Regions from separate parts of the Homo sapiens genome. Here region 2 is linked to region 1. The links are chromatin contacts, found by Hi-C or POLR2A ChIA-PET in ENCODE. All regions are on one chromosome and are shown on one strand. Each heading gives the region's core, a stretch centred on a gene start or an enhancer-like site at or near the end of the contact. The rest is flanking DNA. Distances are from core to core; before and after follow the strand shown.

What was found. A loop is a pair of places that touch in the nucleus more often than their neighbours do. ChIA-PET counts read pairs that join two places held with the same protein, here RNA polymerase II (POLR2A). Pooled maps may share reads with other maps.
Region 2: a loop to region 1 is called in a map with no recorded cell type, with 17 times the contacts of the local background. The contact joins the promoter of FAM78B here to the promoter of POU2F1-DT in region 1. A Hi-C loop is called at or near these places in 8 of 37 single-sample maps with no recorded cell type and 8 of 50 pooled maps. POLR2A ChIA-PET finds 5 or more read pairs at or near these places in 2 of 52 experiments (activated CD4-positive, alpha-beta memory T cell and activated T-cell).

What each region holds. Positions count from the first base shown.
Region 1 is chr1:167,215,802-167,223,448 of GRCh38, forward strand. It overlaps POU2F1-DT (POU2F1 divergent transcript), which reads right to left and starts at 4,735. Exons shown (of 1, transcript NR_185889.1): 1 at 4,030-4,735. It overlaps POU2F1 (POU class 2 homeobox 1), which reads left to right and starts at 5,085. Exons shown (of 16, transcript NM_002697.4): 1 at 5,085-5,157. The coding sequence starts at 5,097. RefSeq lists enhancers at 4,668-4,777, 6,308-6,487 and silencers at 4,958-5,057, 5,408-5,557, 5,778-6,057, 6,068-6,247.
Region 2 is chr1:166,163,662-166,171,308 of GRCh38, forward strand. It overlaps FAM78B (family with sequence similarity 78 member B), which reads right to left and starts at 3,340. Exons shown (of 2, transcript NM_001017961.5): 1 at 2,325-3,340. The coding sequence starts at 2,587. LOC112268276 (a long non-coding RNA gene) reads left to right here and starts at 2,216. Exons shown (of 3, transcript XR_002958633.2): 1 at 2,216-2,393. RefSeq lists enhancers at 2,207-3,109, 2,281-2,450, 2,551-2,600, 6,515-6,594 and silencers at 2,991-3,050, 3,091-3,580, 5,615-5,674.

The sequences.
Region 1 (7,647 bases), core at 3,485-5,984:
TATATACTTCTAGATATGTATATATGTACACACACCCACACACACACACACACATATATATATATACCATGTTTTTAAACAAAATCTCATCTTGAACTCCAATACAGGTGAAGCAGAACCATTCTGGCTGAAGGGGACGTAGAGGGCTTGTTTTTCATCAAGGCTGGCACTGACGACTTCACAGAACATAGTTTGAAAGCCTCTGCTGTAAGATTAGTTACGAAATGCATCCCTAGGCCACAAAACAAATTAATTTGCTAGATTAGAATGTTCATCTTTATGAACAGGTGAAATGTTGGGGATGTTTATAAAAAGTAATAATTTTTTATTTAGTCACTTAAGGCAATTATAATCATTAAAATACATCTCCCAGTGTCTGGATTCCCCAGTCTTTAACAAAACCATGTGGTAGCACCAAGAGTTAACTCCAGTACAAGGAAGGCTGTGCCAGTCCCAGTCCTGTGCTTCCCTCTGCCTGTGGAGAAGGTCTGATCTGCTAATTGCTCCTAACAGGGTGTGGTCTTTTGAGAAAAATGGCACTTCAAGGCCCAAGAACACTGCAGGTATTTCAGTCTTCACATCTGCATTCTGGGCAGCAGGAAGACAAAAAAAGGAGGAAGAATAAACTTGCTTGTTTTATTTTTTTGAGACAGAGTCTTGCTCTGTCGCCCAGGTTGGACTGCAGTGGTGAGATTAAGGCTCACTGCAGTCTTAACCTTCCAGGCTCAAGTGATCCTCCCACCTAAGCCTCTCAAGTAGCTGGGACTACAGGCATGTGCCACCACATCCAGCTAATTTTTATATTTTCTGTAGAGTCACAGTCTCATATGTTGTCAGGGCTGGCCCTGAACTCCTGGCCTCAAGCAATCCTCCCGCCTCGGCCTCCCAAAACTTGCTTCTTGAAAAAGCATTCCCAGAAATCCCACCAAATTAACTCTTTATAATTCAATAGTCAAAATTTTGTCACACATGGCCACACCTAGCTGCAAGGGAGCCTGTGTGTTGCACTTTAGCAAGACAGATGGAACACATTCCTGTTGACACTTTAGGGCTGTTACTAAGGAACATTCATCCAGTAATGGTAACAGCTAGGCAGAAGTAACCACCACTCCCCTGCACTACTGTGCCATGTGTGTATTTTACTATATGTACAGATTTGTGTTACCACTACCATACTCAGGATACAGAACAACTCCATTAACCACCCCCCTCCTCCAAACTTCCCTTGTGCCTATCCCTTATAATCACATCTTCCCCTGTAACTATCTCCTGGCAAACACTGATCTGTTTTCCATCACTATAGTTTTGTTATCTCATTAATGTCATACAGATGGAACCATATAGTACATGGTATATAACCTTTTGAGACTGGCCTCTTTCAGTCAGCATAATGCCTTTGAGATTCATTGAAGTTGTTGTATATGATAGTAGTTCATTCTTTTCAATTGCTGAGTAGTATTCCATGGTATGAATGTTTTATTCATTCATATGAAAAACATTTGAATTGTTTCTACTTTTTGGCAATTATAATAGTTGCTATTTGTTTCTAAGTGAAGTTAAGTTCTCATCCACATATACCTTTTTATTTGTATTTATTTATTAAAATCATTTTTTTGAGACAGAGTCTCACTCTGTCACCCAGGTAGGAGTGCAGTGGCACCATCATAGCTCACTGCAGCCTCGAACTCCTGCCCTCAAGCAGTCCTCATCCCTCACCTCAGCCTCCCAAGGAGCTAAGGAGCTGGGACCATAGGTGTGTGCCACCACACCCACCTTAACTTTTGGCTTTTTGTAGAGACAGGGACTGTGTTGCCCAGGTTGGTCTTGAACTCCTGGTGTCAAGCAATCCTCCTGCCTCAGTCTTCCAAAGTGGTAGGATTTTAGGTGCAACTACTGCACCTGGCCTACATTTTTATTATGACATTATATACAAGGACATTGTTTGTTAATGTGTTGTTCCCTTCCTATACTGAACTATATGTACCCATATGGTTTAATCTGTGACCCCACCAAATCTCATGTCAAATTATAATCCCCAATTTTGGTTGTGGGGCCTGGAGGGAGGTGATTGGATCATGGGGGTGGATTTCCCCCTTGCTGTTCTGGTGACAGTGAGTTCTCATGAGATCTGGTTAAGTGTGTATCTCACAGCTTGTGGAACTGTGAGCTAATTACACCTCTTTGTAAATTACCCCATCTCAGGTATTTCTTTATAGCAGTGGAAGAACAGACTAATACAGAGGTGTCTGGATCATTGGGGTAGATTTCTCATGAATGGTTTAGCACCATCGCCTTGGTGCTGTCCTCATGACAGTGAGTTCTTGTAAAAGTGTGTGGCACCTGCCCCCCTACCCTTTCTCTTGCTCCTGTTCTCCTGTGTGATGTACAAGCTCCTGCTTGGCCTTCACCACGACTGTAAGCTTCCAGAGTCTTCCCCAGAAACATAGTCCTTCCCAGTGCTATGCTTCCTGTATAGCCTACAGACCCATGAGTCAATTAAACCTCTTTTCTTGTAAGTTACCAAGTGTCAGGTATTTCTTTATAGCAATGCACGAACAGTCTAATACATGTACCTCCAAGATTTTGCCTGACCCAAAGCAAATAACTTAGTGTAGTGGTTAAGAGTACGGTCCCTTGCCTGTGTTTGAATTTTAGCTCTAACACTTAATAGTGGTGTGACACTGGGCAAGTTACTTGACATCTCTATGCCTCAATCTTCCCATCCTAGATAACTGGGATAAAGAGTTTCTACCTCCCAGGGTATTGTAAGGGTTTTTTTTTTTCTTTTTTAAAGTGATATATGTGAGTTTGCTGAGGTTAAAGTAGTGTCTTACACATTTTCCTATCTTTAGCACCTAGTAAGTTCATGAGAATGCAGATGTTTACAATTTTTTATTGAATAAATGACATTAATTTTACAAATAATCCTAACATACATAACTGTATATTCACTATTTTTCTTCAACAAATATGAACACCTACTATGCCCAGGCATTGTGCTAGGCACTGGGGACAGCTGGAAACATAAATAACTCATTAGGAGGAAAATGAAACTTTGATACAGTCTATTTTAAGCTATTTTTGTTCTCACAGAACTATCCTTCCTTAAATAAAAATCCTTTCCATGAAAATTTCCTTTTATAGAAGTGAAACAGTAAAGAATGCATAACACATACACTAGCTTCAATGACTTTCCGAAGGTCATATTAATATACTTTTTGAACCAAAGAGCAAAACTAGGATTAAATAGAAGACAGGAAATTAAATGAGGGTATTTGAGCTCTTTTTCTTAATGGAGATGATTTCAAATTTGTGGTCCCCAGAGCAGGGGCATGTACTTAACTATTTCCAATAAGGTTGTCAATTCTGAGACTTCCCTTACAGTAATGCTGGTGAAAATAACTTAGGCCATATTTCCAGATTAACTAGTTAAATATTTCATTTCCTTAAGTGTGCTGGTTGGCGTGGCTCTAAATAATTAGATTACAGGGCGGTCTAATTATTTGGTTCAAACAGTCATGCACACACCCTAAGGCTTAATTACCACGAACAAATCAATCCCACCCCCAAATCGTTGCCTGTCACTGACAATAGCTTTAACTGTACTTGCACAGTTAAAGGAGTCCAACGAGCATTCTAGGACTGATGATTAAAACTTTACCCATTAAAATAATTGCACTCACTTGGAAATCAGTTTTGTTTTTAATTGTAGAACCAGCAGTTCTACCCAATTTAAACTTCAGTCATATCTCTCAAGACAGATTAACTAGAGCTGATTTTTTTTAAACTTTGCTTACCATGAAATACACCTTTCTATTCTTAAAAAACAAACAAACAAACAAAAATAGGGCTTTAAAAATTCGTAAAATAATTAGACCTGGGACTTTGTCCAGGGAATTTCGCCATTTAAGATAAAGAAAACTCAGCAACATTATGTCTAGTTACCAAGAAAGATATGTGCAACGCGAAACCTTTCCCCAATACCATATTTACTCTGAGAAACACAGCAAAATAAAATTCACGATGAAGTTACGATTTCGACATTTTTATTAGTCATCAGCTTACTGCTAGGTTTTAAAAGGTGTTCCAAGGCGGGAAGAAGGCGCGGGGGGAAGCCTCAGAATATGGGGTCTGTTTCGATTGGGGGGAGCGGCGTTAGAGGGGCGTGAAGGCAGAAAGGAAGGGTAGGGCGGAAATTAGCGACTTAATAAGACGCCTAGCTCCCGAGGAAGCCAGCCTGGCGTTAGAAGCAAGTAGAGCAGAAGAGATTTAGGGCTAATTAAAACAATCACACGACACTCCCCCTCGCGTTTGCCGGGGCCGGGTCTCCTGCACTAGCAGAGCCGGGGGCGGGGATTAGCTCGGATTCAAATTTAAAGCGGGAGGCCCGCGTGTGGCTCAGCAGGTGCCTCATGCCCGGCTCCCGTGGCGGTCGTTTCCGCCCCTACCTGCCCAGAGGGCCGGAAATTACCTAGCGAGGAGCGGCTTATCCATTGTTGCCAATGTTTCAACTGCGCGGAAACCCTGAAGAAAGTGCGGAGCACAGGGCACGCGGGCCGCTCACTGCCCTTCCACGCGCCCCCACGTTTCTGGCCGCTGCGCTCCTTGCCGTGCTTTTACAATGCCACAGGCCACTGGGGGAGACCGGAGCGAAGCCAGGAGGGAAGCAAGGCGGGAGGAAAAGGGAGAAGTGTAAGAAGACACAGGCGCCCGGGATACTATATAATCTGGTTCTGAGCTAGAGGGAGCGCATGCGCCGGCGACACTTCTGGCGGCAGGAGAAAGGCGCGCATGCGCAGAGCCGAGACGAAAAATGAAGCCACAGGGTGCCTGGCTGATTGAGGGCGCTGCTTTAGCTACCGAAGGGCCACAGCGCCCCGAAGGCGCGTGCGCAGAGCGCGGGAAGGGGGTGGAGCTCTTCTGAGGGGGCCGGGGCGAACAGAGCCGGCCTCGCGCGCCCCCTGGCGCGCGCCCGGGGAGAGGAAGGAGCGGGAGGGGGCGGAGAGGAGGGAGGAGGCAAGCAGGGCGGGAGGGGGGAGGGGAGCCAGAGCGAGGGAGGGTTTATCGACCGGGCGATTTTGGTTAAAATATTCAAAATGGCGGACGGAGGAGCAGCGAGTCAAGATGAGAGTTCAGCCGCGGCGGCAGCAGCAGCAGGTAATCATTACAGCATTTTACATATTCATATTCATACTCAACCCCGGCTCCCGCTGCCCCCCCCCGCGACTTAGCATAATTTATTAGTACTCAGGATTATTATAATTAACGGCGGGGAGATGGGGGGCCGGGGAGCATTGAGCCCCCGCCGGGCGCTGAGCGGAGGGGGAAAGAGGCTCGGAGCGGCCAGGCGGAGGGGGAAGACAAGGGGCAAAGGGGGCTGCGATCCACTGCCCTCCTCCTGCACCCGGCCCACCCCGCCGCCGCTCGCCGTCTGCCCGTCGGCACCGGCCCTCCTCCTCTGCCGGCCGCCGCTGCCGCCTCCTCGCCGCCGTGCCCGAACCCGAGCGGGTCCGCGGCGGGGCGGCGGGGCCGGGGCAGAGGGAGAGGACAATAAAGACATTTTACATATTCATAGCTGCTGGGCCGGCGGGGCGCAGTAGGGCGCGGGCGGGCGGCCGGGGCCGGGCGGGCGCGGGGTGGGGGGCGTGAAGGGGGATGGAGGCGGCGGCGAGCACAATGCCGGGGAGGCGGCGGGGCCGGAGCGGACCCCGGCGGCCGGACACCCGCACGCGTCTTCCCCCGGGAGCGGGCCCGGGCGGGGGGGCGCTGCCCGCCTTGGGGGGCGGCCCTCAGGGCAACCGGGGGTGCGCGCGGGGAGAGCTCCCTGCCCGCGCCCCGCGCGGGGCTGAGCCCGGGGGTCACGGCCCCAGGCACTTCGGCCTCGCCCCACTGGTCCCCAATGTGGTGGCCTGACCCAAGCCAGGCCTGCTCTCTAGGTGGGTAGGGGTGAGCGGTCGTGGGCGCTGCGAGGTGGCCTGGGGCGGCGGGGGTGGGGAACCCGCGCAGGGGTCTGCGTGCCCCCCCTGGGGGGTGGACTGGATTGGAAGGAGTCCTTGGGGCAAGTTCCTTCCGAGGGGATGTCCTCTGGGGCGGCCCGCGCGCCCCCGGCCGGCGGTCGGCAGCCCCTTTGCGTTGTCGGCCGGGGCTTCGCGGGCGAGTTGGGCTGGAGGTGCCTGGCGTGGTCTGACCTCCGTCTCCCTTTGCCCCTCCCCGCTGCCCCCCCTCCGTTCCCCCCACCCCCTGCGCCTGACCGGGACGCACGGGGCGGGTGGCCCTCCGGGGCCTCTCGCTCCGAGGCCCCAGAAGCGCCCAGAGGCCTCCCGAGAACTTGGATGTAAAGGGCTGCCCTCCTGCCCCAGAATGGGCTGGCCTGACAAGTTGATCGTATTCTCGATTTCCTCTCTCCTGTTGGGAGTCGGTGGGGAGGGACGGGGATCCCCCTCCCTTCTTCTGTGGCGGTGTTTTCTCGCTGTGTGCTGGGTCGTCTTTACTCTCTGCTTAGCTGAACCTCTTCTCATTTGAATAATGTCTAATTCGGGGAGGTTTATATTATTGAAATGGCCGCCTGGCTTTCCCCGCCTCTCATGTTTAGTAATTCAGACCTTTAATAACAGCCACTCACAGCCCAACGCCGTGTTTATATTTTACATTCGCCCCATGTGCTTTTGTGGTTCGATATGATTTTTTTTTTCCTTGGCAATCCGCAGGGCTCTGAGATCAAACCCAGGCCGTGCTGGGAAGAGAGGGGGGAAGCTGGGCCTTGGCTTCTCTAGCAGTTGCCTAGGCCTCATGTTCTCTGCTGCTTGATTTATTTACTAATAACCAAAATGACTACCTCCACCAACTTCCACACACTTTCCCCTCCTCTGCGGGCAAAACAAACTCTCTTGGGGCTTTACTAGCATTAAAACAGGTCCTAGCTAAGTATCAACTCTGTGATGGTTTGTTTTCTCTTAAAAAGACTTTCTTATACTTTGCAGTAGTATTGGGCCTAGGGGGAAAAATCTGTCCTGTATTTTATTTTCAGAGCCTATGAAATCTATTTTGGTTTAATCCAAATCACTTTGTTTTGGGGATGGGTACCCCGGTTGCTCCCCACCCCCATGTTAAATACTTTAAGGCTTTGTAAAGGTCTGTAGTATTTGTAAAACTGACACTTTTTTTTTCCTCTAGGAGTTGTGGAGTAGCTAAATATTAGAAATTCCAATTAACAACAGTTTCATAATTTCTTGGTGTGGTGCTACCTTTCTGACATCTTCATTCTAATTTAAAATGGAGCTGACGTTAATTTTGTGCTATCATTGTCATAGACTTGCTTATTTTAATTGTAGCACTACTGAAAACAAAAAAATGGGGTTATGTTTTCTTTGAGTATTTGTGTCATGATTAAATGAGTGAAAAGAGAAGAATAAACATAGGCATTGCGTTTACCCTGATCTTGGAACTTATTCTCCTCCCAGCACACCCGCCCCTCCTCTTTAAGTTGTCAGAATTGATGTTATGTTTTATCTAGACTTAGGACAGTTGGCTTGTGAGAGGCAGATTAACTTTTACTGTTTAGAGGAAACAGTAATTTTGATTTTTGGTCTTTCCTGTGGTAAAATTTTCTTTTAACATTTTTATTTTGTGTAGGGGTGTGTGTGAGTG
Region 2 (7,647 bases), core at 2,090-4,589, 1.1 Mb before region 1:
ATGAATTCCCATTAAAAAGTTTACACTAGCAAAATTTTCCAGGCATAAATATCTTGTGGAAATTGGTTCATTCAAATTTGGGCTCCAAAGTGGCCTTTAACACATAGCAATTATTGCAACCATGAAGAAACAGGTAGACTGTGGACACAAATCTATAATAATATGCTTTATGATTTATTGGGGGTCTATTTTTGCTCTCCTACATCTACATGAAAACCAAGAATCTTAAAATATCAAAAGTGGCAGTTTAAAAACAAAACCACTTTCCAAATCCCAAATGCAAGGATTCAGTGGGGAAGGGTCAGGAATCCTGTCACTGATTCATATCCATTAAAGTTGGTTCCAGTGAGGACATACCTTCCCTATAGATTCCAGGAAGTTCAACTACCATGTCTGTTTATATCTCAACTTGACTTCTCCTAAGGTAAAGTAAGTTTTACGGAAATAATTCTGTATTTATATATTTGCTTTTACTTATTCATAAGAGATTTGAGGCAACAGAGAGTTCCGCTGTGCAGTCTTGGGAAAAGTGAGGCTGCTTCTGCACAGTCACTCCTGGCTTCCTCTACCAGGGGCCCCAGGCTGCTGTGGGGAGCACTTGCTGTCCTCCAGCAACCCACTGCCATCAGGGTGAGGCCAGGGAAATGAGAGGAAGGGCTCTTGCCCTGCCTGTGGCTTTCTCTGACTTGGCTGGAAACAATGGATTTATTTTAAAAAGCAGTTTTAAGAGACACATGTGTTCACATATAATCATTCTTTTGAGGGTATGTCAGTTTTTAAATGGCATGATTCGCCCCAAATAAAATATCCCCCATTTCTCACATCTAGCTGTCTTCTCTGGAAGAATACAGTGTGCTGAGGCATATTGGAAACTGGGCCTCACATTTCTTCACTAGGAATTGAGTTTTCTCAAGGATTAAGCTTTTGTGCTTAAAGAGAAAAGTGCAAAATCTTTGGGAGGAAAAAAGGAAAACAACGACCTGTCAAATTTCTTTTAGCGCCTATGACTAGTGTTAACTGACATGCTCTCAGAGTGCAATAAAAAGCCTGCAAACTGCTGCTAAAAAGATGGTTTGACCTTTTAAAATGGGAACTCCCCCACCCCATATCCATATTAAATAGACGAACCTTGGGAGCTCTAGAGTTTTAGATTAATAAGTGAAATGAGGTTGAATTTCCAGAAAAAGGGTTTCCCTGTAGGCTGCAGACTGGCTAATTAGGGTGTTCTAGACCTACATTGTAACAGCAGGTAGAAGGCAGGCCCTAAACCTTTTAGCTATTGTCGTTGCCACCTGCTCAGAGTCTAGTTCTGAAAGGAGGCGGGTGCGGAGTTATGAAAATTTGGTAAATATAAAAGTCCCGGACGCGACCGCCCGTAGCCTGCGGCCCCTGGCGGTTGAGGAGCCGCGGCGATCCTTGGTCTTCACCGCAGCAGCCAAGCCCGGCGCGCACCAACCGGCGCTGCTGAAAGTTGGAGAGCTCCCAGCTCGCCGATAGAATTCGGCGGTGGGCGCCAGGGGAATCCCTTCCAGTGCCGCAATTAGGAAAGTTTTAAAAAGTAAGGACCCTAGACAGACAAGAGATCCATCCTTTCCTTTAGCATAAGAAACACCCCGCGCCGCGCCAGCCGAACGCTGCTCGCACAAGGCTATCCGCCCTTCTTGGCCGGGACGCACTCGGTGCCTTCCAGCTCCCCACCAGAACTGGTCCAGGGGGCGCGGAAACAGAGAGGCAACTGTGTCCGGCTTGTGGTTCCAGACGGAAACGCCTCCGGGCTCCCTGGCCCGGGGGACAAGGGTTCGAAACTTCAACAGTCGCGAGGGCAAGGACAGAACTACCAACTCCCGCTCGGATGCCCGGGACCTGCTCTTCCAAGCCCGCTCCGGTTTCTCCAAAGGACGCGCGGCACAGCCCATGCGCCCCCGGCACTCCACTCCACTCCTCTATGGTTTCCCCCAAACTCTTCCCGGGGAGCCCCACAAAGCACAGACGGCGCCCTGAAACTCGCCAGGCACTCGCCAGCCATCCCCACCTCCGCCTCTCGAACCCTCCTTGTCGCGTTCTTCCCGCCCCGCACCTTTCTCCTCGCGTTTCTGGGAAGTCAGAAGCAAACCACGAGAAAATGCCTTCGCAAGGAGCCTCCCTACACCCGCCCTGTCACTGAAACAAAAGCGTAGGGAGGAGGGAGGTGGGAGAGGAGGCGGGAGGAAGGTTTAGAAAGACGATGGGGACAGCAGTAGGAAGGAGCTGGGGAGGGGGGTCAAGGTGGCAAGCAGAGCTGGGGGCCCAGAGTCCGCTCCCGTGCCGCGCGGCGAGTCGCTTACATGCCCAGGTCGCTGTAGGTGTTGAAGAACTCCATCTGATTGCACGCCTGAATCCAGCCCACCACCCAGGTCTCGTGGCGGGGGATGGGGGGCATGACCACGCGGGCGGAGGCTTTGAAGTAGGGGGTCTTGTAGCGCAGGACGATGGGCGAGGTCTCCTCGATGCGCGTGGGGCACTGGTCGATGGTGGCGCACACATCGTACACCACGATGTTCTCGCGCCGGATCCGCGCCTTGCAGGTGATGCTTTGGATACAGCCCATCCTGCAGCCCGGTGCCGGCACGGCGCGGCGTGGGGCAGCGCGGGGGCCCGCGCGGGCAGCCGGGGGCGCCCGTCACGCCGGCATGGCGACGCGCCGCTCGCTCCCGGTCAGACTCAGCTCGCACCTAGGAGCGGGGAGCCGCCGGGCATCCTTGGGGAAGCCCCCTCCTCTTGCAGCCGCGCGGGGTCCCCGCTGCCCCGACGTCCGCCCACGCCCGCCCCCTCGCTCCGGCAGGGCGCGCGGAGGGTGCACTCCTAGGAGGCGGCGGGTGCCCTCGCCGGCTCCAGCGCCCGGGCGGAGGGCAGGGAGGGGAGCGGCGCTGCGAGGAATGGTGCCCACCCCGGGCCGGAGCCCCCCGCCCCTCGCCGGAGAGGAGGAGGCGGCAGCGGCGGCGGCATGGAGCCGGGGGAGGGCGGCGGTGGCAGCGCCCGGTCTGTCTGCCTCCGCGGCGGCAGCAGCAGCAGCCGCCGCCGCCGCCGCCGCTGCATGAACCTCTGCACCACGGCTGCCCCCCGCGTGCAGCGCACCCAGCGGCGGGCGAGCGGGCGGCCCAAGAGGCAGGCGGAGGCAGCAGCGGCGGCGGCGGCGACCGGAGCTCCCGCCGGCCCCGCCCCGTAGCCGGACCACACCGACACTCCTCGGCCCGGCTGCCTCGGCCCGGGGGGCGCCAGGAGGCTGTGGCCCGGGGTGGAGAGCCCCAACGGCTGGAGCAGCACAGGACGTGCTCCGCGGAGGAAACTGGCTGTACGCCATGAGTTTTGTCCCTATTCGGCTGCCGTCCGGGTGGGGGGGGGGTAATGTGTAAGGGTGGGGGTGTTTAAAGGGCCGCTAGCGCCGGGGTGGGGCCCCGCACGTGGGGCTGAGGCGGGGCGGGGCCCTGGTAGGTGGTGCCCTGGGGTGGGGGTGGGGGACTAGGGCGGGCCCAAGCGCCACCGGGTGGGTGAGGCCGAGCAGGGCGCGGCGCTGTCCAGAGTCCAGTGGGGAACCCGGTAGCCCAGTAGGGGCTGTAGAGTGAGTGTTTCGGGCAGCAGAAGGGTTAGGGGAACAGCTTTATCAGAGATTGGTCGTTATTCAGAATATAGCTTGTTGGATTAGATTTAGGCTTGAGCCCTTTTAGTATCCTACCTTCAGAAAGGGTGAAGGGCGGGCTCCAGCAGCGTTACTAAATGCAGTGTATTTGCCTCTTTGCCTGACTGGGTTTGTTCTGGAAGCTCTTCTTTCCACCACTGTGTGTAGTGGGGATACCGGAAGAATCCCTCCGTACTCCAGCACTAAGTCTCTCATATGCCAGAGTTTTGGCAGACATTGGGCATTGTGTACAGTATGACCACGGTCATGTGTCTGATACTGCAGTCTAATGTGCCAAACAGGAAGAATATTTAGCAGATGCTTTTACTAGGCATCTTCTTACATTTTTATTTTCAAAGCCAATAGCTTCTAAGTATTTCTTCTGCGATCATTGAACATTTGCTGGATCTGCTGCCCAAGTGTGAAATACTGACTAACAGGCCGCAGGAGGTGCTAGAGTTAGTCTTTAGCTAGGACAGGTGTGACGAGTAATTTAAAAATTGATTGAGATCTAAAAGCACTCTTCATCCTTGTTTTAACTGTTCTGACACCTTGGTTCACTTTATAGTTAACAAAAAAGCAGTTTTTCCCTTTGATGACTCGTCTCTCTCATTTTACCGTGTAGCCACAGACCTCAATCACTGGTCCTTTCATTCAGCAAAGGCTGACTGCCTGCCTGGCAGGAGCCAAACATAGTGCTAGGTACTAGGGATTCAAAGTTGAAAAAGAGCACATGGATCACTGGAGAAAATAAACCTGTTAACAAGTTATTATAGTAAACTGTGACACCTGCTTTAGTGGGGTTGTGTATCCAGTGCCGTGGAAGGCCAGACATGTAAATCTCTGGCCACATGTAAATCCCTCAGTGGTCAGAGAGCCACTCAGTGGCTCTCTGGCCACTGAGAGATTTACGTGTGACTTTGCTCAAGTAGTGACATTTAAATTGAATACTGACAGACTGTAGAGTCTCACTGAAAAGAGAAAGGTGAATGAGTAGTACAGGACCAGCATTTGGCAAATGCAAAATGCATAGAGATATGAAAGAACTCATCCTGTACTGAGGGGGAGAAACAACTCACAGTCAAGGCATTTCTCAAGGTGTTATGTGTCGACCATGGGCATCAGAATCACTGTCCAAGAATCAATTGGTTGTTGATAGACCATATCTTTTTTCTTTTTAAAATTAAGACTACAGACTTTATTTTGATTTTACTAGTTTTTCCACTAATGTCTTTTTTTCTCTAGAATCTAATCCAAGATATGATGTTGCATTTAGTCATTACATCTCCTTATTCTTCTCAATCTGTGACAGCTTCTCAGTCTTTCTCTGTTTTTCATGACCTTGACATTTTTAAAGAGGACTGGTCAGATATTCTGTAGAATTGTTCCTCATTTGCATTTATCTGATGTTTCCTCATGATTAGACCAGGGTTTTGGATTTGGGGGATGAATACCATGAAGATGAAGTGCCTTCTCATTGCATTATGTCAGGGGTACATGATAGCAATATGACTTTTTACTGGTGTTATTAACCTTGATCACTGGGTTTGGTGAATAATTTTTTTAACTTTTAGGTTCAGAGGTACAGGTGCAGGTTTGTTATATAGGTAAATTGCATGTCATAGGGGTTTGTTGGACAGATTATTTTATCACCCTGGTAATGAGGATAGTACCCAATAGGTATTTTTTTTTTATCCTCTGCCTCCTCCTACCCTTCACCCTCTAGTAGGGCCCAGTGTCTTCTCTTGATAGGACCTTATCTTAAACTTCAGTGGAAGCCAATGAAGGCAAGCCATGCATTTTGAGAAAAATTACTCTGCATCCATATAGAGAATAGAGGAGGCAGCGTTTCAGAATATTGTGATGACAGATACTTTGACCCTCGGCTAGCTTGGGGCAGTGCTGTGGGGCTGGAGAGGCCTGGCTGCATTTGCATTTAAGAATCACTTAGGAGGTAAATGTATTTACTTGGTAACTGAACAAGGTGATAGAAGGGGAAGCAGCTTGGGACTGTGGGTGATGTCATGTTAAGTTCGAGGTTCTTGGAGGTATTTGGGGGGCAGGGTGGGGTCAGAGTTTGAGTTTCAGTGGTTATTAGGTTCCAGGCAATAGACCAAAAGGAAAGCATTTCATTGGGGAATGTAGTTATGTTTCTTAATTTGAGTTGCTTGTCAGGCTGCAGTTTTGTGGATAAATAACTCCTTTGTCTTCTGGTGACACATGTTAAACCTTCATAAACGGGGAGGGGAATGGCAGCCTTTCCCAAAATATAGGGAAATCACATAAGGAAGAATATCTTATTTTTCAAACTTAAAATAAGATTTTGTTATATTTAGTAAAGCCAATAAAATGTAACATTATTCATGGACTTGGACCCTTGACATTCTCAGAGGGTTCATCCATGACCTTGGTGAGTCTCCAAAATCATGAATGTCATCATGGCATATAATTTCCACCATAAAGTACGGTAAAGTGTAGCTGAAAAATGTAAAGAATCTTTTTAGACTCTTAATGGTTCTATGAATATGGGGCCAAAGTAATTTCTAAAGCTACTTAAATAAATTTTGCCATTAAAATAAACTTCTTACTTCATTACCTTATATCTTTACCTTATTAACGCCCTATTTCCCTGACTCTGTGAAGAAAAAATTGATCACAGTATGAGAATTATTGTGCGGATGTCGATGAGAAAGTAAGGAGAGCTAAGTGGTACTGGGACACAAATGCCAGTGTTAGGAGTGGTCATTCACTAGCTGAGTGGCTGGCAAGTACACTCTGGCCTCCTGGCAGCCCCATTCAAATTTGTGTCTCAGCAAATTACCTCATGACAGGGACCTTTTGGATTACTCACTGGGGGTTTTTATCATTCATGCATATTCAGTCTGCAAATGCCAATGCAGGGCTATCTGTAGCTCAAATGAAATCCCCAGAATTTGCAACAGTTTCTCTGTGCTGCTCTTCTAAGTTTCTCTTTCTGTCTCCTCATGGTAAGTCCCTTGCTTCTATTAACACCTTTAAAGCTGTTTCACAGTTCCTTGCTCACACTTGTCTCTCCCAATAAGCTGTTCACTCCTCAAGAGAATGCACCATCGTGCCCTGTTGCCCAGCCTAGTGCGTGGCACCTAGGTGCTGCTCAATAAACATTTGAATGACTAAAAGTATTCTTAAAAATCCAATACAACATTTCCCATACATCATATTTAGTAGAATGCCAATAAAATGTAACATGATTCACAGACATGGACCCTTGACATTCCCTATAAGCTTCCCTATAAGCTCTGTCTCAATACCTGCAGCAAGCATATGTTTTTATTCTAATTCTTTCTGCACTGTACCTCTTTGTCCCCCCACTCTTTTCTTAATGTGGCTCCTTGATGTTAAGTGATGCCCTTTGTCTTCGAGCACTATACATGATCTCAAGGGTTATCAGTTCTAGACACCACGAAAATGGGAAAGCTCCAATGACAAGACCTTGACAACAATCATTCCTTGTGAATAACTTCATTGGAGTTCATTCTCAGGGCACAGAACAAATGATCCTTTGTACTTCAAGCTTCTGATGTTCTTGGGCATGACAGAGCTCCTCAGTTCCCTGAGTTAGAGCTGTGCTGTGCACTCTCCAGGATGTTGGCCTCTGTGTCCCCTTTACAATCCACTCCTTTAGCTGTAGATGACTCGGTCCTTCCAGAAGCAGGGTGATCTCTGACTTTATTTTTCCTCTTGATTGACTCATTACTCAATTTGTCAAGTGAGCTTTTTAGAAACTCTGGGTCACAAGGGCCTATTTTCTAGTTGACCTTGGCAAGGGTTTTCAGAGACTATAGAACAGACTACCAAGAGATGTTGAGGAATTGCCTCTGGAGCTGTTAAAAACAGACATGGATTTCCGTCTCACTTAGATGGCCCAAAGACAGGCAAGAGGTTAGCCTCAGGCCCAAGACTGCAGGATTGAGGAAACAGCTCCTTCTTGATTGTGAGCTCTCCCTACCACT